Regions from separate parts of the Homo sapiens genome. Here region 2 is linked to region 1. A link is a loop called in an ENCODE intact Hi-C map of the cell type or tissue named here. Cell type or tissue: gastrocnemius medialis. All regions are shown on one strand. Each heading gives the region's core, and the rest is flanking DNA. Links, peaks and the distances in the headings are about the cores only. Region 1 overlaps AGBL1 (AGBL carboxypeptidase 1). Region 2 overlaps AKAP13 (A-kinase anchoring protein 13).

Region 1 (2,915 bases), core at 305-2,804:
ATGCCATATTAAAACCAAACCTCTGTAGGAAAGAGGCTTTTCCACCAACCGTTACAATATAGCTGTCATTGGCATGGTGTTTATGAGGTGCCCTGCACTGTGCTAAGCTCTTAGCATGCATTACTTCCTTTGAGCCTCTCATCTGCTCTGCAAGGCGGGTGCTATTATTGCCCCCAATTTTACCGGAAAATAAATTGAAACTGAAAGAAGTTAAGTAACATGCTGGGTTTTAAGTGAGAGAGCTGGGATTTAAACCCTGTCTGATACATGAGCCTCAGCTCTTAAGCCACCACTGGCGTATCTTATACAGTCTATTTCCAGCATTTTATTTCTACAACCATCATATGTAAGACGATCATATGCAGTTAAAGTTTGCTTAAATTTCTTTTCCATCTAAATGGCTTATACCCATGGAACAATTTGCTTAATGATAGAGGAGTCTTACTCCTCCATCAGTTGGCTATTTCCTCTCAAAGGCTAAATATCTATTCCCTCTGCTTTTGAATTCTTTCCCAAAGCTACCTTGTTTTCTATCTTATCCTTACTCATCAACAGCAAGATAAGAACAAAGGTAATGAAATTGGAAGACCTGCTCTGTAAGCCTCCTTCTACCAGATTCCTTGGCGAGTCATTTAACTTTTCTTAACTAAACTTTGACATTTCTTAAAGCATGAATGTCAAGTCTTACCTCCTAGGTTTATTGTGGGCAATAACAAATAATGTGTAAAGACATCGTGTGCTTTGACATGCTATGACATTGTTAATCATTATTAATACAAATACTATGGGATGTCTGGTTGCCTGCTGCAGATCAGATGGCAGAGGCTGGGGAAGAGTCTGGAGATGAGAACGTCCTGCCAATTTCCATCTTTCACAAACTCCATCCTGAGAATAGTAACTAAGACATACCCAAATGAATTCTACTCAAGCCATTTGGTTGACAGAACCTGTGGGCTCAAGGGGGGTCTTGCAGGGAAGGGATAAAGTCGCATGTCAGGGGGCATGGATAGCTCTACTAAGTATCATCCTCCAAATGCTAGCATGCTATGGGAGAGTTATTCCGGGATGCCTTTGTAGGAGCAGATGCCCAGTGTTGTGTCATGATGACTCCTCCCTCCTGTGGAGATTAGACCTGCCCTACTTCTCTAGCAGGAACCTAAAATTAGATGTGCAGCTGTCCTCCAATGAAGCTCTGTCTCCAGATAGTACTCAGGGCAAGATTTACAACAGAAGCTCCAACCACATACTTGCTAGAGAGAAGGGACATGAAGAGCAATGTCACTAACCCTCTGTGGCCTTGTGCCAGCCCTCAGCCCAGGGCAGGCAGCTATTTCAGGCCTCCTCCACTTCCCAAATACCCACCATGCTGCACACACTTGTGTTGGCTTGTGCCAACTTCCTTCCTTCGGCTCCTCATGAGTCCCATGCTAGTGGGAACAGTTATGGTCAGACTTAAACTGCTATGATAGCCCTCTAGTTGGTCTCACTTCACTTCAAAGCCATCAGGAATGTGCCTCAGCTTCCCTTTCCAGAGTGGTTTCTCATTCCTGCTCTCATCTCGCTTTCCAGCCAGCTATCTCTGAGTGTGGCATTCCCTCTTCTTCCCCAGGTCTCTCCCTTCCTCTGGAATGCCATGCTGCCTTGTGCAGTGGTAGAAGTCTTACCCAGTCTCCAGACTTCACTGGATGCCACCTGCTCCATTTCATCAGAGAAAAGGAATCTACTCTCCTCAAACATCCTCCAGAGATTTGTTCAGACCTTCTTTCGACATGCATTCTATTGGACTCTGTACTATATTGGCCTGGGTGTCTTTTCTCCTCCCTAAATTCTGTACTTCCTAAAGTAGAAATCAAATTATATGTATCTTGTTATTTTCCATTCCTCCTAGCCCAGCGCCTAGATAATAATAGGCTCTTAATTAAATTCAAACGAGGCTGAGCATGGTGGCTCATGTCTGTAATCTCAGTGCTTTGGGAGGCAAAGGCGGGAGGACCGCTTGAGGCCAGGAGTTTGCGACCAGCTTGGGCAACGTAGGCAGACCCTGTCTCTACAAGAAATTAGTTGGGTGTGGTGGTGCACACCTGTAGTCCCAGCTACTCAGGAGGCTGAGGTGGGAGAGTTGCTTGGGCCCAGGAGTTTGAGACTACAGTGAGTCATGACTATGCCATTGCATGCCAGCCTGGGGGACAAATTGAGATCCTGTCTTAAAAATAAATAAATGAGGGCTGGGTATTGTGGCTCATGCCTGTAATCCCAGCACTTTGGGAGGCTGAGGTGGGTGGGTCACCTAAGATCAGGAGTTTGAGACCAGCCTGGCCAACGTGATGAAACCCTATCTCTACTAAAAATACAAAAATTAGCTGGGCATGGTGGTGGATTCCTGTAATCCCAGCTACCTGGGAGGCTGAGGCAGGAGAATCACTCAAACCCAGGAGGTAGAGGTTACAGTGAGCCAAGATCACACCACTGCACTCCAGCCTGTGAGACAGAGTGAGATTCTGTCTCAAAAAAAAATGAATAAATAAAATTAAATAAATACATTGAAAAGAAATATTTTAAAAAAAATTATTGGTGAATTTCCTATGTAGTAATGAATGAAAGCCAGAATGTACTGAGTAGGTGCTATGCTAGGCACTTCATATTTGTTACCTTTTTTCCCCCTGATACCAGGCTGGCTGCACATGCAGAGTTCTGCCCCATCCAAACATGTCTGAAACATCAGTTGGCACACCTCCCAAGAGCTCTATTGCATGAGGGAATGAGGTGCCTTCTGGGAGAGAACTCATTCTGAGAGACTGCGAAGCAGCAGCCACCAGCTTGAAAGGGAGCAAAGTTTCTCTCACTGGAGGGAAGAAAAAAGTTCAGAGTCTTTTAGAGTTGTCTGGGGGAACCGACAGAGATTGGAGCAGGGAAAG
Region 2 (2,915 bases), core at 137-2,636, 580 kb before region 1:
GAAGCTGAAACGGGAGTCGGACACGATCTTGGCTCCTGAAGTCTTTAAAGGTCAGTTTGATGCACACTTCTATACCACCACCTGTTACCAGCTGTAGACAGAAGACCTATCTCCATGCTTGCCCCTAGGCTTTTGTAGGTAAGAAGCAGCCTGTTTTGTCTTTATTGTTTATTTTTGCTGTTCTTTTCAATTTTTGAAAATCCCTTTACACATATGTATTAAGAATGTGGGGGAGGGTTATGGAGAGAAATGAATCAATGGAGCAAAAGAAGTTGCTTTGGAAGAAGCGCAATTTAAATACAGTGGTTATTTTCCCTGGTAAAGGGCTTTTAGCCGTTTATAATCTTTTTCCTCCCCAGTTGAGGGATTTAAGGAATCCGAGGTAGAATTTTTGATGACTTTAGCTTTTTAGTTTTATTAATGTTTTGGATTGTTAGTGATAGATACTTGCTGGCTGTTGTCTCAGGATTTAAATGAGGTCTCTAATTTTTAAAAAAAGCCACAACAACAAGTCTATTTTGGGGGCCCTGGCAGGTTGGCATTTCAGAAGAATGGGAGTGGCTGTAAGCTGATGCCTGGTGATGTTCTTTTCATTTCGGTGCTGCGTCCTTGGCCACATGGGCCGGAATTATTTCTCTTTCTGGCTCAGTGGTCAGAATTTGACTCAAGCAAGTGTGAACTCTGTGGGGATTGTGTCTGTAGTATCCTATGAGAAAAAGTAAAAACCAGGGAGAATTTCAGACTTTGATTTTTATTAGCACATATAGTAAAGATGGTGAGAAATGACGGATGTTTAGGATTTTGAGGTTTTGAGAAGGAAGAAAAATGTATGGACTTTCAGCAGTATATATGGGCTTGAGGTTGGTAAATTTTGTGTAGGTGAGTTACTTGTCCTGTTACCAAAAGGAGTCATACTCATGGTCTCAAACTGCAGAGGAACTCTGTATTGATGGTCTCAGACTACAGAGAAAGTAGCCAGTCATGAAGAAATTGGTACTTTCTTCAGAAAATGGCCAGGATTGGGAAAATCCCTGGTCACATTACTTTAGAGAAAAAGCACCTGAGTGTGATCTCAGAGCCAAAGGGTATTTTCTATCAAGTTTACATTCTACTCATAGATTTAATCATACTGTTTTGTGAGTGAGAAGACATAGGTTTAACTGCTGATTTGGAAGGAGCCAGTTTGAAAGAAGGGGATGTGGCCCTTGACCCACCAAAAGCATTGACCACAGTGCTTAGGAAATCAGTGATGCATGACTGAGCCACGCCAGTCCTGCAGAGGCTGCCGACACCCGTCAAGTGTGAGTAATCACTGTTTTCTAGTGTGACTGGTTGCTGTGCCAAGATGCATCTTTTCAAAGTTGATAGGTATAGGAAAGGAAGGAGGTACCAAAAATCACATCCCCAGAGGAAAGCAACCCTCTTTCCCCCCAGAAATTACTCTGACTCACTTAGAGATGTTTTGATCAAGGGATAGTTCTAAGGGGATTGCTTAGTCAGATTTTAACTTTAATAACATTTTATGAAATTTAACACAGATTTTGGTTCTTTGGGCAAGGAAACTTGTTTACCCATTTTTAAACTGCTGGTAAGATTATATAATTATAAGGTCAAAGAAGGAAGAAAAGAGGTTCATCTATAGAAATGTAACTCTTACAAATTTAAGGTAGACTTTTGTACATGTCATGTGCTCCTAGAATAAAATCTTAATATAATTTATTCTTTGGTGAAAGAAACTTCTGTGCTCTTTAGTGTGGGGAGCATTTTTCTTGCCAGAGTAGTGGCATCACTAGGTTAATAACCACAGATGCATTTCCACATGAAATCGAGATGACAGTTCCATTTGCATTTGGATTATTAAGGTGAATTTTGACTGTTCAATCATGAGTCCCGTTTAAAGAAGTGTCAGAAGCCTAAATTTGCCTCAGACATCATTTATCATTTCCTTCCTGTATTTGCTTGACCATGTGGTGGTCAGGTAACAAAAACCACCACTGTTTTTGGTCTGTCAACATGGCCAGCAAGAGGACAACTATGTAATTCTTGAGAAAACATGCGCAGAAACGTTTCTCTTAAGAAAGGGATAGCTAGTCTGTGATTAGGTTTCAGTTTTGGAAGAAATAAGGGTTAAAAATAAGACGTAACTGCTGAGTAGTTCATTCTTACTGGTTACAGTGATGGGTGGATCAGAGTGTGTTGTATGTTAGTGAAAGTCATACTTGTCCCAGAGGCTTTTTCTCATTCTCAGTGGCTTTTTCCTTTTTGTTTTGTACAAATCCTTGCTTTTTTGATGATGGCCAAGATGGACTACCTAGCTTCAGCTATTAATCTGTTCCCCTGAAGCTTATGAATTTAGTTTTCCATATGCAAGTTGGTGCTACACTCAGATTTGTCATAAAAAGTCAATAGTGAAATGGATGTTCAAAAGACATTGAATTGGATCCTCGCTTAGTTCCAAGCGCCTACAAAGGCTAGGGAAAACCAGTAACCATGCGATAAAGGAATAGCTCAGCATAGGGTCAGAAATGACACTAGCCGCTGACAACAAAAGAATACTTTTCCATTTTAACGCAAAAGCAAAACAAAACACATGAAACCTGGAGCATGTTGTATGAATAGTAAGGCACAGGAATCAGTTTTTAAAAATGTACTCTGTAACCCCCCTGCACTTTCAGAAATGCCAGACGTGAAAGCTGAAGATGAAGTGGATTTTAGAGCAAGTTCAATTTCTGAAGAAGTGGCTGTAGGGAGCATAGCTGCTACACTGAAGATGAAGCAAGGCCCAATGACCCAGGCGGTAAGTGGCATCAGTAAGTCTATAAGGGCACAAAATGTGTTTATCCTGTTCTGCTGTGTCTTATTTATGGCTTTGTCTTTTATTTGAGGGTAAGTGGGCAAAATAGTATTTTCCCCCT

Evidence for each region. Peaks named below come from ENCODE experiments on the same cell type or tissue, not always from the same donor. Only the 100,000 strongest peaks of a DNase experiment are listed, where the experiment ranks them.
Region 2: a loop joins it to region 1, with 4 times the contacts of the local background. A loop is called at or near these places in 1 of 110 quality-filtered maps.

The regions. Positions count from the first base shown.
Region 1 is chr15:86,161,223-86,164,137 of GRCh38, forward strand. The region is part of intron 5 of AGBL1 (AGBL carboxypeptidase 1); the gene reads left to right. Among named protein-coding and RNA genes, the nearest start is that of LINC01584, 46 kb to the left of the region's middle. In gastrocnemius medialis, for the core only: no CTCF peak of the experiment used is centred there; DNase peaks (open chromatin) are centred at 1,259, 1,659, 2,119 and 2,739; H3K4me3 peaks cover 322 bases; H3K27ac peaks cover 2,500 bases.
Region 2 is chr15:85,583,027-85,585,941 of GRCh38, forward strand. It overlaps AKAP13 (A-kinase anchoring protein 13), which reads left to right. Exons shown (of 37, transcript NM_007200.5): 8 at 2,676-2,797. Among named protein-coding and RNA genes, the nearest start is that of LINC02883, 170 kb to the right of the region's middle. In gastrocnemius medialis, for the core only: no CTCF peak of the experiment used is centred there; DNase peaks (open chromatin) are centred at 585 and 1,275; H3K4me3 peaks cover 2,500 bases; H3K27ac peaks cover 2,500 bases.